2 separate regions of the Homo sapiens genome follow, and region 1 is linked to region 2. Evidence: chromatin contacts called from ENCODE Hi-C or POLR2A ChIA-PET data. All regions are on one chromosome and are shown on one strand. The core of a region is the stretch at or near the end of the contact, and the rest is flanking DNA. Distances in the headings are between cores, read along the strand shown. Region 1 has its middle 16 kb from the start of IRGC. Region 2 holds the start of ZNF226 (zinc finger protein 226).

The links. Hi-C counts contacts between places; a loop is a spot of excess contacts on that map. ChIA-PET counts read pairs that join two places held with the same protein, here RNA polymerase II (POLR2A). Pooled maps may share reads with other maps.
Region 1: a loop to region 2 is called in a pooled map, with 5 times the contacts of the local background. The contact joins the enhancer-like site here to the promoter of ZNF226 in region 2. A Hi-C loop is called at or near these places in 2 of 50 pooled maps. POLR2A ChIA-PET finds 5 or more read pairs at or near these places in 2 of 52 experiments (H1 and activated B cell).

The regions. Positions count from the first base shown.
Region 1 is chr19:43,697,052-43,702,918 of GRCh38, forward strand. It overlaps the pseudogene LOC105372412. Among named protein-coding and RNA genes, the nearest start is that of IRGC, 16 kb to the right of the region's middle. RefSeq lists enhancers at 3,393-3,893, 4,252-4,301, 4,312-4,361, 4,452-4,511. Within about 2 kb of position 3,625, at least 35 of the 41 ENCODE cell types and tissues checked have a DNase peak (open chromatin) inside an H3K27ac peak, as active enhancers do.
Region 2 is chr19:44,162,078-44,168,313 of GRCh38, forward strand. ZNF226 (zinc finger protein 226) reads left to right here and starts at 3,023. Exons shown (of 6, transcript NM_001032373.2): 1 at 3,023-3,065; 2 at 3,680-3,730. RefSeq lists enhancers at 2,715-2,864, 2,925-3,044.

The sequences.
Region 1 (5,867 bases), core at 2,375-4,874, 460 kb before region 2:
CTAATTTTATTTTATTTTTTGTAGAGGCGGGGGGTCCCACTATATTGGCCAGGCTGGTCTTGAACTCCTGGGCTCAAGTGATCCTCCTGTCCCAAAGTGCTGGGATTACAGGCATGAACAATTGCCCCAAGCCTGAACTTAATGTGTCTTAATGAACAATGACCAGCTTTGGATGTATTATGGGGAGATCTCAGGCAGAGTGAATGCCATCAGGGAAATACTCAGAGAGATTTGGGGAGTTCGGTTGGGTGGTGGGTTGTGATTGCCTTTCCTCACTAGCCTGGCCTCCATCTCTCTCCAGGCTTTGGCGAAGGTAACCCTGTCTCCTGGAGAAACGGTTTCTGCGTGACCTCCAAGGACTGCAAATTTGGCAACTCCATCTATGCCCTGACCTATGGTGTTGGCTTTGGCTTCTGCGTCAACACCACCTGTTGCCAAGGCAACTACCAGGAGCCCACCCCTCTCGGTATGCTGTCACCAGAAAGCAGTCAGATGGGTGGCCAAGGAGGTGGTGGGTGACTCTGGAGGCAGAGTTGAGGAAGGAATGCAGGAAGGAACATCACTCAACCCCAACCAGGCTGCCCTCAGGCACCCTGATCCCAGCTTGGGAGGAAATCCCACCAAGGTCATGACAATATTAAGTTCGTGACAATGTGGTAGAGCCTAGGAGTGCACTCGGGGCCCCGGGAGGTCCTGAGATTCCTTCTGACTGACCTTCATCCTCTTCTACACAGCAGCTCATCTGGCCTCACACACCCTGAGTGAGATATTGTGTCCTACATGTCCTGGGAGCTACTTGGAGCCCTGCAATTCCTCCTTCTACATGCAGTGTCCCAGTGGGGAATCTGAGTGTGTCCAGCTGGACCTAACGTCTGAAGAAGGTAATGGGGACAGCACATGTGTGTGTGTGTGTGTGTGTGTGAAGAAGGTAATGGGGACAGCATGTGTGTGTGTGTGCACATGTGTGTGTGCACGAGTGAGCCTTAGCACGTTAGATTTGGATACTGGTGTGCTTGAGTTTGGAGTCTCCCCTCCACCCTTTACTCTGTGTAGCTCAAGGCAAGTGACTTTATCTCTTTGAGCCTCTGTTTTCTCTTCTGGTAATTGGGGATGGTAGACACACACCTTGAAGGGCGTTGTGAGGACAAAGTGAACTCATGAGGGAGGTGACAGAGTAAAGGGCATAAGAACAGGACTCTAGGGCCAGGCTGCCTGGGTTCAAATGCTGAATCCACCACCTGAGCTGGGTGACCTTGACCAGGTGACTTTGCCTCTCTGTGCCTCAATTTCTCCATCTGTAAAAGGGGATAACTTGGTATGCAACAAGTTCTTTAAAAAACAGGGGAGGGCCGGACGTGGTGGCTCACACCTGTAATCCCAGCACTTTGGGAGGCCAAGGCGGGCGGATCACGAGGTCAGGAGATCGAGACCATCCTGGCTAACATGGTGAAACCCCATCTCTACTAAAAATACAAAAAATTGGCCGGGCGTGGTGGCAGGTGCCTGTAGCCCCAGCTACTCAGGAGGCTGAGGAAGGAGAATGGCGTGAACCCGGGAGGCGGAGCTTGCAGTGAGCCGAGATGGCGCCACTGCACTCCAGCCTGGGCGACAAAGCGAGATCCCGTCTCAGAAAAAAAAAATAAATAAAATTAAAAAACTGAAAAAAATAAAAGATCTTTGGACTCAAACAGACCTGGGTTTGTGGTGTGGATTCACAATTTATCTGCAGTGTAGTCTTGGACAAGTTTCATAACCTCGTCTCAAAAAAAAAAAAAGAAAAAACAACAACAAAACGGGAATAACAACAGTCGCTAAGTCCTAAGACTGTTGTGAGAATTGAATAAGATAATCCACTAAACTATATCAGTGCTTTCTGAAAGAAATGTAATGTAAGACACGTGTGTAATTTAAAATTTTCTGGGCCAGGTGTGGTAGCTCACACCTGTAATCCCAGCTCTCTAGGAGGCCAGGATCGCTTGAGCCTGGAAGTTTGAGACCAGCCTGGGCAACAGAGGCAGACCCTATCTCTACAAAAAATTTTCAAAATAATTAGCTGGGCCTGGTGCTACGGCCTGCAGTCGCAGCTACTCAGGAGGCTGGGGTGGGAGGATCACCAGAGCCCAGGAGGTCGAGGCTGCAGTGAGCTGTGATTGTGCCACTGCACTCCAGCCTGGGTGACAGAGCGAGACTCTGTCTCATTTTTTTAAAAAAAGTTTTTAAAAAAGGAAACAAACATTGCACACGAGTGAAAACACACCTGTAACATACGTGTAAGGTAGAAAGAGTGACAACGAGAGAGAGACAGCCGTGACCAGCTCCCAGCTCAAAGAAAAGAACATTCCTGATGAGCTTTCACGAAGGACATGGACTCGAGGGGCTCGCGGGCCCTGTGCGTGTGCAAGGCGCGCGCGTGTGCGCTTGGGTGCGCGCGGGGGTGGCCTTCTGCCTGCGCGCGCCCCCACGTCCCCTCCTTGCACCCTGTCTCCGTCTCGGCAGGCGGCCGGAACGTGAACGTACGCGGCTGCGGCTCCCGAGACCTGTGCAGCGCCCTGGACTGGACCCACGGGCTCTCTGTGCTCCCAAGACACTGGCTGTCGAGCCACTGCAGCCCCCACCGCCGCGCCGTCCTAGAGTCCCACTGCCGCTCGGGCGCCGCGCCCGGCCTCCGCCTCTCCCTCCCGGTTCTGGTGGTAGTCCTGGCAACCGCGACGCTGTGCTAAGGAATCCCGCCTGGACCACCCCGCCGCCCGGGAGGCCCCCTCCACCTGCTTGTTCGGCACGTCGCTAGATGGTGCCCTGGCTCCCCTCTGCTGGGGCAATGCGGAGACCTGGAAGCCTCTGGTGAGAAACTCAGGAAGCAGGGATGAGCTTCCTCCCTCAGACTAGCGTTTCCCAAAGCCAGACCTTCTGCTCCAGACTCAGGGCTTACTCAAGGCTAAGTCCTCTTTCCTCACACCAGGGTCCCAAAGGCCATGCCTCCATCAGCCTAGGGTGTGTCTTCCCCGCTCAGACTAAGGCCACTCACCTGCTGCTGAGATCAGGCGTCTGCTCAACTAAGTTGGGGCGGGGCGCTATACCTCCCCCCTCAGATTAGCACCTTCCCCAAGGCCAAACCTCCTCCCTCAGAAGAGGGCTGTTCTTCTTCCTCAAGTTACTAAGCCTCCTTCTTCAAACGAGGGGATACCCAATATCCGGCTGCTCCCAGACACCAGGGATGTGTCTCTTCTCCCACACATTGACAAGCAACTTCTCTTTTGTTCTCCCTGTTTGGGGTCTAGCAAAATCCTGGGCAGCCAAGGCGGGGCTTGAGGATCCGATACACCCTCTTCCAAGGTTTTCAGAGCAGCCTCCTCCACCCCCACCATGGGCCAAGACGGGGCAGGGGGCATGGGTGGGGTGAGGAGCCCCTCTTCTGTGTGGGCCCAATCTCCCAGCTGTAACCAGATCTGAATGAATCACATCTCACAATGCCAAGTGGTTTGAGTTTCCTTTTTCTGAAGTTTTAGCCTCAAAGAGGGCCCTGATGTGGTCCTCTCTCCTCTGAGGCCAGGGGAGGTTAAGTTACTTCAACTGGTGAACCTGGAGGGGACAAACCGACAACAGTGTCTGGCCAGGGTGGGCATAAGACCAAATGCTGCATCTGGAACTGAACTCAGAGGATTGAGCGGAGAAGTGAAACTGGGTTGCTCACCACAGGCAGAATGCCAGGAACCATTTGCTTTCTGCTGAAAGTGGCTGAGCGCAGTGGTTCACGCCTGTAATCCCAGTGCCTGGGGGCTATGACAGTGGGAGGGAGGGCTACCTAAGAAATCACTCCAGGCCATGCACCAGACAGATTAGGCGGCGTGGCTCTAGGGGGCTTGAAAGAGACCGCCCCCGCCAGGCGCAGTGGCTCCCGCCTGTAATCCCAGCACTTTGGGAGGCCGAGGCCGGCAGATTACTTGAGGTCAGGAGTTTGAGACCAGCCTGGCCAATAGGACGAAACCCGTCTCTACTAAAAATACAAAAACTTAGCCGGGCATGGTGGCGAGTGCCTGTGTTCCCAGTCACTCAGGAAGCTGAGGCAGGAGAATCACTTGAACCTGGGAGGCGGAGGTTGCAGTGAGCTGAGATTGCGTCACTGCACTCCAGCCTGGGCAACAAAGCGAGACTCCGTCTCAAAAACAAAAACTGAAAGTAACAGAAAGCCCAACCGAAAGAATAGAAACAATTCATTTAACATTCATCTAACAAATCTTTATCAGTCACAAGCTATGTATTCTTTTGTAAATGAGACACTGGCGATACAGACAAAATTCTGTGCTCTTATGGAAGTGGTATTTTAGTGGAGGAGACACATAATAAATAAATATCACATATCGTACATCACATATCAGTGAGTACTAGGAAGGAAACAGTGCGGGGAAGGAGAATGGGGAACGCTGCCAAAGAGATATGATCTTATACATGGTGAGTAAGAGCCTCAGTAAGGTGACGTAAGTAAAGACCTAATTGAGGAAGTAAAGACCTACGTGGGGCAAGGGAGAAGGCCATGCAGTTGTCTGAGGTGGGGGAGGAGGACATTCCAGGCAGAGGGAACTGGAAAGGCAAAGGCTCCAAGGCAGATGCAGTAAGAAACAGTTAATGTGGGTCAGACGCAGTGGTTCATGCCTGTAATCACAGTGTGATTTTGGGAGGCTGAGGTAGGAGGATTGCTTGAGGCCAGGAGTTCAAGACCAGCCTGGGCAATATAGCAAGATCCCATCTCTACAAAACATTGAAAAGTTAGCCTAGCATGGTGGTGGACTACAGGTATAGCTGTAGTCCCAGCTGGTCAGGAGATCAAGACCATCCTGGCTAACATGGTGAAACCCCGTCTCTACTAAAAATACAAAAAAAAAAAAATATTAGCCAGGCGTGGTGGTGGGCACCTGTAGTCCCAGCTACTCGGGAGGCTGAGGCAGGAGAATGGCGTGAACCTGGGAGGTGGAGCTTGCAGTGAGCCAAGATCGCGCCACTGCACTCCAGCCTGGGCGACAAAGTGAGACTCCGTCTCAGGAAAAAAAAAAAAATTAAAATAAAAAAATTGAAAAAAAATAAAAGATCTTTAGACTCAAACAGACCTGGGTTTGTGGTGTGGATTCACAATTTATCTGCAGTGTAGTCTTGGACAAGTTTCATAACATCTCTGAGCCTTGTGTTCCCATATTGTAAGGTGTTATTGTAAGGTACATTAAGCACAAGGCTTGGCCCACCCTAAGCTTTCAACCAATTGAAATAGTCATGTCTTCAGGTTGTTAATCATGAGGACTGTGCTATTATTTATCCACATTGTATAGAGGAAGAAACTGAGGCTGAAGGAGGCTAAGAGACTGCTAGTATGAAGAACATTGGGACTGAACACACATCTGTCTGACTCTAGAAGATAAAATTTCCCCCCCTTAAACATTAAGAAAATGTCCAAATATACACAAAAGTAGAGAAAATAGTATAATATCTATGACAGACTGATACCCCAATCTATGATGGGACCAAAATGTGACTGAGCCCAGAGCCCATAGCAGGCGCCCAGGAGATGTTTGCAGCTGGAAGCAGTCATTAAATGACCCTTCAGTATCAATCTCTCAGTGTCCAAAATTATGCACATTTTGCCAAATTATCTCTCTCTTCCTTCCCCCTTCCCTGCCTCCTCCTTTCCTACACCTTCCCCTCTTCCTCCCTCCTCACCTCTCTCTTTTGCTTTTTTTTTTTTGAGATGGAGTCTCTTGCTCTGTTGCCCATGCTGGAGTGCGGTGGCGTGATCTCGGCTCCCTGCAACCTCCGCCACCCAGGTTCCAGCGATTCTCCTGCCTCAGCCTCCAGAGTAGCTGGGATTACAGGCACGCATT
Region 2 (6,236 bases), core at 1,773-4,272:
TTGAACGCAGGAGATAGAAGTTGCAGTGAGCCGAGGTTGCGCCATTGCACTCCAGCCTGGGCAACAAGAGCGAAACTCTTTTTTTTTTTTTAAAGAAAGGATCTAAGTTGCTCGCTCCTTGTGAAAATAAAATGATAAATGTAATGTGCTTGAATCATCCCCAAACCATCCCCATCCCCCCACCTCACCTTGTGGAAAAATATTGTCTTCTGCAAAGCTGGTCCCCTGTGCCAAAAAGGTTGTGAACTGCTGGATTAAAGGGCTTTACTCAATAAATTATATCTAACTGGGGAGACTTTTTTCCACTATTGATTTTCTTCAGTATACCTTCACTGGATGCTTGCTACTCATTAAGGTCCATGCTACCTCAATGTGCATGGTATGCTGGGGATTGATAATACCACCTTCACATTCTTGTAATTCACTAGGAGGACTCAAGACACCCTATGTTATCATAGTCACTATGATTTATTGTAGTAAAAGATACCAAGTCAGTTGAGCAAAGGGAAAATGTGCATGGGATGAAGTCCAGAAGAAATCAGGTACAGGCTTCCAATAATCCACTCCCTGTAGAATCATTCATGATGTACTGTTTTTTCAGCATTGAAACATGTGAAATGTCTACCCAGTAAGCTCAATGGAGACTTAGTGCCCTAGGCACTACGTTGTGTTTTGTTTTGGAACTGGTCACATAGGCCAGCTTGGGCCAAAATTCTAGATTCCCAGAAGGAATTCAGCATAAATCACATTATACAAATAGCCGGGGCATGGTGAGCCACTCTCATCAGAGAATTGTGGAAATCCTCCTGAAATTCAAGTTCCCAGATACCAGTCAAGGGCTAACCTTATATCTTGCGCTGCTATAACAGAATACCACAGATTAGGTAATTTATAAACAATATAAATTTATCTGTCATAGTGCTTGAGGCTGGGAAGTCCAAGGTCAAGATGCTGGCAGGTTTAACATCTGGTGAGGGCTGCTGCTGTCTGCTTCCAATATGGCATCCAGTTGCTGCATCCTCTGGAGGAGACAGATGCTATGTCCTCATATGGTGGAAGTGATGAAAAAGCAAGAAGGGATTAAGTTTTAACAAGGGAACACCATCAAACTATAGCATGTTGCAAGCAGGCCTTTTAAGTACAACAGTCTCAGGCCTATGTTAACTCTTTTCTGAACAAAGGGCTTCAGAAATCCAGTACCTATATTCTTTTCTTTCTTTTTCTTTCTTTGTATCACCAGATACCACATTAGGTCATCTTCCTTCAAGGTAATTTGTAACCAAAACCAGTAGACTAAACCAAATAATTTCTTGCCCCTCTGCCCCATAACTGATAAGACTGTAGGTACAGTCTACATCTACCCTCCTCATGACCAGAGTTTTCAGGTTAGTCACAAGACAGCTGTAGAAGCTGGGAGCTATCTGGCTTTGTTTTTGGTTGGTTGTTGTTTGTTCACAGTCAAGAGGAGAGAACTGTTTCATTTGTAATATTGTATAGTTCATGTCTCCCAAAATGCATGGCTACTCTAACTCCCATTCACACACAAGATTAATTCCTTAGCTCTTACCTAGTATGCCCAGCCCTTGTGGGATCATTCAGTTTTTTCATCTGTGGGCCTAACTTGCCTGTTCATCTTTGGCCGTTGGGATTTCCCTGTCTTAGCTTTGAGTTTAGCTACATTTTAACGCTTTAGGGGATATTGTCACATAACATTTTTCTATCTTTGAAAAGATCCACAATATTATGTAATGATTACCACTATCTAATCCTAGAACTCTTTCATCTGCTCCCAAAAGAAATCCCCTACATGAGCTGGGTGTGGTGGTGCATGCCTGTAGTCTCAACTACCCAGGGGGCTGAGGCGGGAGGATCACTTGAGCCCAAGAATTTAAGGCTGCAGTGTGCTATGATCATGCCTGTGAATAGCCACTGTACTCCATTCTGGGAAACATAACAAGACGCTGTCTCTAAAAAAGTAAGAAAAAAAAAACCCTACATATTGACAGTCACTCCCCATTCCCAACTACATCTCCCCAGCCTTGGAGACAACTAATTTACTTTCTGTCTCTATGGACTTGCCTATTCTGCACATTTGATATAAATGGAATCATACCATATATGGTATCTTGTGTCTGGCTTCTTTCATTGGACATAATGTCTTCAGAGTTCATCTATGTTATAACATGAATCAATATTTTGTTCATTCACATTACTAAATAATATTGCATTATATGGCTAGACCACATTTTGTTTATCCACTCATCAGCTGATGGACATTGGGTCTTCTCCACTTTTTGACTATTATGACTAATGCTGCTATGAACTTTTTTAGAACAAGTTTTTGTGTGGATATCTTTCAGTTCTCCTGGGTATTTACTTAGGAGTGAAATTGCTGGCACATAAGCCCCAGATCGGGTGCCAGCAGATTCAGTGTCTGGTGAGGTCCCGCTTTCTAAGTCATACATGGTCCTTCTGGCTGTGTCCTCACATAACTAAAGAGGCAAAGGAGCTCCCTCAGGCCACTTATAAGAGAGCATTAATCCTATTCATGAGGGCATTGCCCTCTTGATCTGATCACGTCCCATAGGTTCCACCTCCTAATATCTTCTTGGGAGTTAGGATTTAAACATACGAATTTGGTGGGGGCCATAAACACTCAGACCATAATAATACCTAAAGAGAAGTGAGGGATTCTGGGAAATGAAAACCAGGAGCTCAAGGTAGTTGGACACTTCCACATCAGAAGGCTTGGACATTCCGGAAGTGTAGTCCAGGAGGGCGGTACTGTTCTGTTTTTCCCCCAACTCCAGCATTCTGTGATATGTAGTCCGGAGTTCCGTGTAGTCGCGCATAGCTCAGCTGCAGTAAGGCTGTAAATGTTTCCCCTGCGGAATCCTGGGAACTGTAGGTCCAATCGTTCTAGGTAGTTGTAGGCACTTCCGGCTCGAGGAAGGCAGTGCTGTGGAATTCTGGGAAGCGTAGTCCAGGTCCTCCTGATACTCGCAGGCACTTCCGCCCAGGAAGACGACGTAGCAGCCATCTTTTCCCTGGCTTTGGTGATTCAGGTCAGCTTCTCAGGAACCTTTCAAACTTCCCCGAAATGCACTTGTGGTCAGCAGCTAGCGGTCTTTTGTTTGGGGAAAAAAAGGAGTAGCGGCTAAGAGCGGAGGTTTGAGGGGCCAGGATGCTGTTTTGCGTTTCCCTGGGCGGAGCTTGTTAGAATTGGGGGCGTACTGGCTTCGGGCGGCTGGGGTGATGCTTCGTCGGGTTTGAAGGTCTCTCGGGCTGTTCGCTCCCTCATTGTGACTCCCCCACCTAATGAGCCAGCCCTACCACTTCATACAGTATCACATTGAGCGAGTTAGTTAATCCCCGTGCCTTCGTTTGCTGTTCTGAAGGAAAATAAAAGCAAAAACTTCCTAATAGAATGTTTTGAGAGAAAACGAGGTAATACAAAAAGTGTAAAACTGCCTGGCACGTGAATTACCAATACTACTGTAATTTTCCTAGAAACTCCCGTTCTGTGGCGAAATTCTGTGAGTCCATGAAGCTGGATTGTCCCTGACCTCTTTTGAGGAAGGAGAGGGTTGCTTCTAACTGGTCCTGGGAGATGCCACTGTGATGTATCCGGGATGAAGACACAATCCTGGTTACTTCATAGCCTGTTTTTCTTCCCCAGCCCTGACTTCTCAAAAAGCACTGCACAGAGGAGGAGGCAGCAGAACCCCATGTGAGTAAGACTTGTTGTTATTCTTGTTTTATTCACATAAATCAGAGAATGTGTGGGGTCATGTATTTGGGCATGAGAAGTGATTATAATTTAGCGTTAGTTGCTAAGTTCCATTCTAAGGGGTTTATACAAATGAACACCTTTCCACTATACAGTGGCTCTGTGAAGTGATACTCTTTTTCCGAGGAGACTGAGACATAAGAACATAACTTGTTTGCTCATAGCCACCTAGCTAGTAGGAGGCAGAGCTAGCATTGAAACCGAGGCAGTCTGAGTCTAGACCTGAGTCTTCTTTGGTATGTTCTGCATGAGCCATAGGCAGCTGGCTAGTATCATGTGAAAATAGGTTGGGACTTCACTGTGGGGACTTTGCTCAAGGTCTGGGCTATTCTATGACTTTTAAAAAATAGTGGCTGGGCACAGTGGCTGACGCCTGTAATCCCAGCACTTTGGGAGTCTGAGGCGGGCAGATCACTTGAGGCCAGGAGTTTGAGACCAGTCTGGCCAACATGGCGAAACCCCATCTCTACTAAAAATACAAAAATTAGCCAGGCGTGGTGGCCAACACCTGTAATCCCAGGAGTTTGGGAAGCTGGGGCAGGAGAATCGCTTGAACCCAGGAGGCGAGGCTGCAGTAAGCTGAGATCACACCGGTGCACTCCAGCCTCGGCAACTGAGCAAGACTCTGTCTCAAAAAAAGAAAAGAGTTTTTAAAAATAGTTTTCTCAATTATTAGTTTTATTTGTTTCAAATAATATAGAGGTAACACATAATCATGGAAAACACAGAAATACATTTAAAAAATGTAAATTCCCCATGACCTTAGGGTATAAAGATAACAACTATAGTTTAGTGCCTTTCTGTCAAGTTTTTCTTGTATATATTTCTGTTTATTAGGGGCTGTTTTGGGAGAGGGACTGAGTACAGTGCAACACTACTCAAACTGTGGTTCACAAAGCAGCAACATTGGCATCACCCAGGTAGAAAGGCTCATTCTTGAGCCCTACCGAAGGCCTTCTGATTTAGCATTTTTGCAGATAGGACCCAGAAATCTGCATTTCAACAAGATCCCAAGGTGAGCGAGATGCATGTTAAAGTTTGAGAAGCTCAGGAAAAGGTCTTATCTGGAAACTCAGGACTAGAAAACTGACCCTGCCAGATGTCACAGATAAAACTGAGCTGGCCATACTAGAACCCTACTCAGTCCAGTGATTTTTCTTTCCCACTAAATATTAACTGTCAAGTTTCTTTGCAAAAACCATGACATGAGTAGAAGGCAGCTGTCAAGTCTAGAGTCAAAATGGAGAAACTCAGAGTCCTGAAGATCTATTTCTCCCAGGCTTTGGGGAGTAGATTCCTTCCCATCTTTTGTACTGGAGGCCTTCTGCCTGAAGTGGGAAGATCAGCTACCTATTTATTGTTAATTAACGTTAGATATTATTGCCATAGTTGTCATCATCTCGTCATCGTTATTATTCTGATTAATGACTTTCCTAATTTCTTTAACTTTTTTTTTTTTTTTTTTTTTGAGGCAGAGTTTCACTTTTGTTGCCCAGGCTGGAGTGCAATGGCGTGATCTCGGCTCACTGCAACCTCCGCCTCCCAGGTTCAAAAGATTCTCCTGCCTCAACCTCCCAAACATCTGAGATTACAGGCACCCGCCACCACACCGGCTAATTTTTTTGTATTTTTAGTAGCGATGGGGTTCCACCATGTTTGCCAGGCTGGTCTCGAACTCCTGACCTCAGGTGATCCACCCACCTCGGCCTCCCAAAGTGTTGGGATTATGGGCATGAGCCACCGTGCCCAGCCAACTTTTTTTAAAAATATAATTTCAAACTTGTAGAAAAGCTGCAAAAATGATAACGTAAGGAAATCTCATATACTCTACACCCAGATTCACCAGTTGTTACGTTTGTTTGTTATGTTATGTTTTCCCTGTGTGCTCTGTTGATGACCATCAGCCATCACCAGGAACATACCTGTAACCAACAACAATTGTTTGTTTTAGCTTGCTGCATCCAAGGAGCCCACACATGCATGGGGTGTCTTGGTAAGAGGCAATTAGGAGGACCCTGGTTATAGGGTTTTGGTTTATGTTAGATGAGTTGGGGAGAGTTTTAGGCAATGGGTTTGTTCTGGATTGGATGCTGTGAAGAAGCAGTAGTAATTTGATCAGACTATTGTAATTTTTATGTTGGAGGTGGGGAAATAACAAGACTGGAGTTGTCACTGATAACAAAGTGGTCATGTTAGATGGAAGAGGCAATTATTTGGCTATTTTTATCAATGTAGGATGTATTTCTCTCTGTGTTACAAGCTGTTTTGTTTTTTTCTTTTTCACCATGATCACTGAGTAGACCTGTCTCATTCTTGTTGATAAATTGGAAACACCAGGTTCTGGTTGTTGCTGCTGTTGTCAAAGTAGTTTTTTGTTTTGTTTTTTTTTTTGTCTTTTTGCTTTCACAACTTTGTCATACTTATATTTTGTTTTTGTCTTTTTGCT